Linked DNA regions of Homo sapiens: regions 2 and 3 are each linked to region 1. A link is a loop called in an ENCODE intact Hi-C map of the cell type or tissue named here. Cell type or tissue: MCF 10A. All regions are shown on one strand. Region 1 has its middle 220 kb from the start of LINC00347. Region 2 overlaps LOC105370259 (a long non-coding RNA gene). Region 3 has its middle 310 kb from the start of LINC01078.

Region 1 (2,500 bases):
ATGATTATCCTCATAACACCCCAATGATGATGAGGATGATGATGAAGAGGAAGAAGATGATGATATGGCAATGAGGATGATGAGGAGAATGACATTTGATGGTTATTGAAGACTTAATAGCATGCTCTGAAATAAGCACTTAACATTAATTATCCCATTTAATCCTCATTACAATTCTGTGCTCAAGGTTATATTCCACATTTACAGAGGAAGAAAATGATGTTCAGAAGGCTTTAAGTTATTTTCCCAAGGTCCATAGAGCTGGGGCTCAAAACCTGAATTCATTTTATTACACTGCTTTGTCCCTCATCAAATGAGTTATTAAATGTAGAAGTATTAAAAAATAAAGCACTATGACAAATCAGATTATTATTACTTACTAAACTATTAAAAAATCTATGATAGCAGTCCTGTTTTCTCTTTATGTCTCTAACATTTTTCTCTCTTATTGCAAAGTGCTTTGCCTTAACCTCTAGTCTATTTGATAAATAAATGACAGTAGAAGTTTCTCGAAGATCATGACTGGATTTTGGCTTAGTCTATAGTTCCCACAGCATGCGACAGTCAGAATTAAATTTCAGTTCTGAATAGAAATAGAAAGTTTTGGTAACAGTATCATGCCATTATATGCAGTTCCAGGCGTAAGGCTTTGTTTCTCTCTAGTGCTAGTCTGTTTTCAAGACAGGATGGTTGTTTTTCTCATCCTTGGGCAAACAACATCATTCCATAAAATATCTAATTAGTATGAATATCTTTAGTATTGCTTCCTGGGAAGTCTGGTATTTTACAAAGCCACGTATTGCTTCCTGTTAAATATATGCTCTTCATATTCTTAAAGAATATTTTTTCTATTGTCATTTTCTGTTTGCCTGTATCTAGAAAAATATTAGTATTTATTAGTAGACGATGATCTTGCCTGCCACTAGCTATAACTGGTTTTACAGTTCAGATTACCAGAGGATGGCAGAGTAACAAAATATATTACAAGGACCATGTTGTGGTCAATGATGATGTCTGCAAAGAATGACTTTCATTTTATTTGAAATAGTCTATGGTCTAGATAAATTTCTTTACTGTGAATCATCTGACTTTAACTTCTGAGATGAAATTGTTCTTATTAAAACAAATTTCACAACCTAGGACTCATTCGATTCTTCAAGGTCAGGGACGACTGTGTCTCATCCTTGTGCCAGTCTCTGCCCTATCATAGCAGCTCAGGAGCCTGAAAAATGCCTGATAAATATCTGTTGAATCCTCCAAGTTCTTAGAGGAAACACATTCTAAGCAGTTCAATACACTAATGGCAACATTCCTCTATCTCCAAGATAACCTGCTCTTTAGGGTTCTCTCACTTCTGTTTTTCCTACCACTATCATGCCAGGCCCGAAGGACCCACCCTCATCTAAGTGTGAACTCAAACATTGTAACCATTTGGTTCAACTTTCTTTAATTTTACAGTATTTGCTATGAGTCGTTTTCCCTCTGCTCCTGGATCTATGCAAGAAACAATCCTTCCCTTTCCTCCAACTGTTAGGAATCATGTTTTTGCTTCTTCCTCTGCAGAGTGAGTAACTCCTCTGCTTTGTTCTTCCCCTTCCTCCAGTGTCAGGTTTGCCTTTTCTTTGGGAATACAAAATATTGCTTTGCAAACGTGTATCTGAATCTCCCACCTTAAATTTAGGCAAGTGTCTTCTTCAAGTCTTTGTTTCTGCTTTATCATGAAAATTATAAACTGTGCAGAAAACAAGACTTCTGTAGAAAAAGTTCAAAGGAAGTTACAAGAGAATGAGGAAAGGAAGATATGAAAAATATTATTCTTGAAAATTGAAGGTTCTGAAATGACCATAACTCCATACAATTAAAAATTAAGAGGTTGGGCGCAGTGGCTCATGCCTGTAACCCCAACATGTTAGGAGGTTGAGGCAGGAGGATTGCTTGAGCCCAGGAGTTCAAGCCTAGCCTGGGTGACATAGCAAGACCCCATCTCCACACACAAAAAATAACAATAATTAGCCATTGTGGTGGCCTGCATTGTGATCCCAGCTACTGAGGAGGCTGAGGTGGGAAGATTGCTTGAGCCAGGAGGTAGAGGCTGCCGTGAGTCGTGTTCGCACAACTGCACTGCACTCCAGTCTGGAAAACAGAGCAAGACACTGCCTCAAGAAAATAAAATAAAAAAGAGGAGTGTGCTTTTATTCAAACATTTCTCTAATTTTATTCTAGCTATAAACCAGTCAAGGTTAATCAGTTGCCTTGTTTTAATTTTATCTTTCCTCAGTGTCTGCCAGGAGAGATTTTGCATCCTTTGGGATCCTCTATCATGTGCCTCATATTTTTGGCATTTATTTAAGGAAATGCAAAATGCTATTGCATCACAGTGTGACAAAAATAGAGTTGCATCTTCACTATCTTCTATAAATTCAGCTAAACATTATGAGAGAATATTTTTCCTTATGCTTATTGCAGGTCGAACTTTACTTGGCAACACACAAAATTAGAG
Region 2 (2,500 bases), 480 kb before region 1:
TACATGCAGGCAGCAACTTGTTTCTTACCTGAAATACAGCCATTTCGGCCCAACTCCATATTATGGCAGAGTTGACAGATTTATAGTCAACATTCTGTATTCTTTTGTCATTTCCATCATTTTATTTGTCTTTGACAAGTAGAGAAATTTTGAGGTAGAAAGTAATAGGTAATAAGGGAAGGGAAAAAATGTAAATAAATTCCCCAAACAGGAAATGACCAAGGCAAATATACTCTACAGCAGGATTCAAAATTTTACATTCTATATAGAATGATTTTGACAGATGACAATAGACAGTGAAACAGAAGTTTAAAGAGAGAAAATAAAATAAGGCCAAAGACCCAAAGCATTTTATTTAGGCAAAGTTGTGTGAAGTCCCAGAAACTAAACTGGGAAAGGAAGAGATATATCATTAAAGGACAGCCACCTTATATCGGAGCCCTCATAAGTTAAAACAAAATCCTAAGAGTTAAAAACTTGAGTGGGCTCTCTTGTGTATCCTTGATGTAGCTGGAGGCCCTATATTATATAACAGTAACAGGATACAGGATGACAGTTCCTCACAGACTACAGTAAATGTGATTAAATTATCTCATCAGCTTCATACTCCTGAGTATTTGTACAATGCCAGAAAACCATCCATTAATCTGACCTGTCTGCTAGACCCCCAGACAGCATGGGCTAGAGGTATTAATATTCAAAGAAATTTCCCTCTCAAATGGCCAATTGGAGGGATTCCAAGTTTAGTCTCTGCAGCCGTTGACACCACGAATGAGACACGGAGAAATAATAAGGGGGAAAGAATAAAAGCTAGAATAAAATTCAGAAATTTGCTTGAACTCAGCCACAGATTCTTTTTCATTCCTTTCCACTGACCTGATCTAATTCCAGCAGCTATTATCCCTGTGAAACACTGCCACAGCTGAATTTATTTTTATTTTGTCTGCTCAAAGGCAATGCAAAGCGAATTTGAGAGCACATCACCTTCAGGGAAAAGACTGCCGCATATTACTCACTACCTCCCTCCACCCCTCTGCGTGAAAAGGTTAATTTGAATAAGGCTGCTGCTTCCACAAATAGAGCAGTAACCAGCACACAGAGGAACCGCCAATGAGACTGTATTTCAATGATGTCATACTTATACCTGCCTCTTATTATTTGCTGAGTAGTGACAATGTGTTCCGTGAATCTCACGTATTATTGGTTAAGAGCCCTGTCATTCTGAGTACTTCTGGAGAGTTTTAGGCATTGCAGTTTCTTTACAAGCCCAGAATTTTTTCAGCTTCTGCACTTCAACAAACTGTTGGAGAAGGCAGAGTATTTTAAACGTTGTTGTCCTGAAGACAAATATAAAAACCTTTATAATTTATACCTGATTTACATGCCATTGGATGCTAGCTCCGTTTGCACAGCAAACGCAACATAGGAAAAGTCTGTTTTTTGTTAAAATAAATGAACAAACAAACAGTTGGACAGAACTTTCACTGAAGTGTTTCTAGAAAGAGTATGCTTAGCTGAATATTGTCCCACTGGCCTAACTGAAAACAAACTTATTCCACTTATTCTACAACAACAATTTTTTGCCCCAGTGAGCAGAGCTTTCTTAAAAAGAACTAGATCTAAAATTTACCAGTTTGTAGGATACAGGGCATTGGAGGAGGGAAAACCTACCTGGTTTATTTTTGTCCTAAGTGGGTTTTATTTTTAAATCAGTTAGGGTTTTGTGCCATTAAATGTGTGCTTCAGGTCACTCAGATTCCTGGGCTTTTCTGAGGAAATGCCTATAAATAGGTTTGAAAACTACACTACCTTATAATGAAGCTGACAGTTAGATAAATCAGTTGTGCATGAGTTAGGAATTATTCAACTAACTGAAACATTCAAATAAATGTTCTGGTCAGCATGAGATGCAAGTGTGATTGGGAGGCCAGGAAGAAGTGTTGGTAGTGATCTTAAGCTGAGGCTCAAAAGTCTCATCATCTGTGGTGGCAAGTGAGGCCCCAAGCATGGCTCTCTGGGCAAAGTCACATCCTCAGAGATATAGACAACAAGGTCAGTCTGTTCATTGTCAGTTGGCGAAGCAGAACATATATGGCGAAGGTTAATCCAGTCCACAGGCAGGGCTGTATATTAAATGCTCCAGTGAGAAGGGCAGGGCATTAAAGGAGCAACTGGATTTTAACCGGCAGAAAAAGACTAGAAAGTGTTCATGTGTAGGAGAATGAGATGAGAAAGGATGACTATATATGGAATAGACCTCCCTGACTGGATATACATATATGTATCTACACCTTAGTGAGAGAAATCTGGAAAAGCAGGCACACAAATCAGCAAAGATGATGTAAATTAGGAAGAGGTAGAAAGCACCAGATATTTTGGGCACCCATACCTCAAATTCAGTAGCTAATATCAACTATTTTTGAAATCAAAATGTCTTCTCAGCTGTGTATCAGAACTTATTGTTTGCAGAGTCTGATCACAGGTTAGCTAGATGTTGTAA
Region 3 (2,500 bases), 160 kb after region 1:
ATGACCCGGAAATTCTACTCTTAGGAACACCCAAGATAATTAAAGCCATATGTTTACACAAAAACTTGAACATGAATGTTTGCAAAAACATTACTCAAAATAGGCAAAAAGTAGAAAAACTCAAATGTCCATCAACTGATAAATGAACAAATATGGTGTATCCATATAATGGAATATTATTCAACTGTAAGAAGAAATTAAGTACTGATTCATAAAACAATACAGAAACAAAATGGAATGTTTGAATAGGAAAATACATAGAAACAAAAAGTAGTCGCCACGAGCTGGGAAAAGGAGGAAATTGGGAGTGACTGCAAAGAGTATGGGTTTCTTTTTGTGGTGAAAATATTCTGAAATTATATAGTCATGATGATTGCACAATCTTTAGAATTTTCTAAAAACCAATTAATGTGTTCTTTAAACAGGTGAATTTTATAGTATGTGAATTATATTTCAAAAATAATTAAAATATTTTTAAATGACCTACAGCTACCTATAACATAATGCTTATAAAAGTAATTTGAGTTATAAAAAATTAAGTCATAGAAGGCTGTAAATGTTTCCTTTTTTGTAAAAATTAAACAGAAAATCTAAAAGCCAAATAAATACAAATAAAATTCAGCAATCTATTTACTCATGGGGGTAGCATAAAGGTATATGCAAAGCTAATGGTAATGTTTTTATTATTAAATATGGTGGATGCATGCATGTTAATTTTATAAGAATGCTTCTTACCAAACATACATGCTCTTATATGCTTCAAATATTATATAATAAGAACATTTAAGTGATTTGCTTTTCAATTTTATGTGGCTGGGGAATAATAGTGCCCCTAATTAACACAGTGGGCTTAAAAGCAGATGACATGTCATGTTATGATATGGGTCAGCCTTTCTTTAGTCAATCTGCCCCACCATTCTTCCTCTAATGATTACTCCTCCTGAGTCACTCAACTGTTGTTGATCAGCCAACTGAATCAGGAGTTGGGCTTTTTATAGATCTGGAGCATCAAAGTGAGTCATCTACTCACTGCTGGCACAGTTCATTTCCAAATCATCTTCCACCTCCTCAGCTAAAATTAATCTGCCTATTATTTTATCTAAGCCAACGTCATTATTCTGCTATAGTTAAAATTTAAATCATAGTATCCTGTGATTAATTCAACTTAAATCATGATATCCTGCGATTCCCAATTTGTTGAACAGAAGCATTTCCGTGCTTTATGAGAAAGTGATTTACCAGACTAGAACAACAATACTGCTCATCTTTAATAGTCAAACTGAACTTTCTTTTTAGAAAGTAAGCCCATGACAGTCATCTTGAAAGACATGTTTGCTTTTAATTCTAGAAACTTCCCTTTATGTCTTTATTATAAGGGTAATGCTACACTAATAGAAGAGGCTGTAGCAACCCTTCTATGTTTGTAAGGAGAGCTAAGGAAGGTTAAAGAAAGGAGGTGAGAAGTGAAAGTTCTGATTTCCAGCCATAGACTCAGAAGGGTAGAATTATACAGAAATATATATATACAAACACACACACACACACACACACACACACACAGAGAGAGAGAGAGAGAGAGAGAGAGAGAGAGAGAGAGAAATGAGACGTTGGCTGTGTGAGATTGCAGACCTTCTAATAAAGGAATCACTAAACTGGCACAAATTACCAAAAATAAAATTATTTAATAATGTCTCTGGAAATTGAGCTAAGAAGAGGCAATAAGTTGAGAAGCATTTATAAAAAAAAAAAAAACTTCAGAATTTCAGTAAGAACAGTGGTAGTCTGTGGCACTTGAGCCAGAAACTGCTGTCATCACCACTCCCAACTTTTAGTCAGTGTTGCAGGTTTATTTTAGGCAGGCAAGGCCAAGAAGAGGGTGGCATTTTTCACCCTACTCCCTCCATTACCTCTCAGCTGTAGGGCAATGGTTTCACTCTGGGAGGGGCAGATAAGGCTCCCTTATAACCTCCTTCAAGATCTATGTTCCATATAATCTACTCCAGAAGGGTTCAGCTAAGATAGCTCTCTGCCCAGCTCTCACTCATAGGGTGAAGGCTTTTTCCTGGTCAGACACTGCAAGCCATGAACTGTAGGCCAAAGAGACTTAAGGCTTCTATTGCCATGCTTATAGGGTAGAAGTTCCATACTCTTCCAAAGGAAAATAGGGACTACCATACTGCCTAGCTCCAACTTAGGGTAAAGGAGTCAGTCTGGGAGAAGCAGACTGTATCTCATCCCATCCATGCACTTAGCTCCAGCACAATGAGCAGAGCTTCTGCTCTGGGGAAAGCCAGACTTGAGGACTGCCAGCTCCACAGCACTGCCTGAGGGAGCTGACTTAATTGGAAACAGAGTATAGGAACTCCTGTCTGGAGGCAACCTTCCTTAAAAAAATAAATAAAATAAAAAATAAAAAATAAATAAAATGAGGTCATAGTGGTAAACAATTTAAACAATTAGGGAAGCAATTGGATACTGATAGCAGCAAACAAAACAACAG

What was found. Peaks named below come from ENCODE experiments on the same cell type or tissue, not always from the same donor. Only the 100,000 strongest peaks of a DNase experiment are listed, where the experiment ranks them.
Region 2: a loop joins it to region 1, with 2.9 times the contacts of the local background. A loop is called at or near these places in 1 of 110 quality-filtered maps.
Region 3: it touches region 1 in a loop (3-fold over the local background); 1 of 110 quality-filtered maps calls a loop at or near these places.

What each region holds. Positions count from the first base shown.
Region 1 is chr13:74,771,114-74,773,613 of GRCh38, forward strand. No RefSeq gene overlaps it. Among named protein-coding and RNA genes, the nearest start is that of LINC00347, 220 kb to the left of the region's middle. In MCF 10A, no CTCF peak of the experiment used is centred here; a DNase peak (open chromatin) is centred at 1,118.
Region 2 is chr13:74,289,452-74,291,951 of GRCh38, forward strand. The region is part of intron 1 of LOC105370259 (a long non-coding RNA gene); the gene reads left to right. It also overlaps a transcript of KLF12 not described here. Among named protein-coding and RNA genes, the nearest start is that of LINC00402, 59 kb to the left of the region's middle. In MCF 10A, no CTCF peak of the experiment used is centred here; a DNase peak (open chromatin) is centred at 1,120.
Region 3 is chr13:74,929,629-74,932,128 of GRCh38, forward strand. No RefSeq gene overlaps it. Among named protein-coding and RNA genes, the nearest start is that of LINC01078, 310 kb to the right of the region's middle. In MCF 10A, no CTCF peak of the experiment used is centred here; a DNase peak (open chromatin) is centred at 993.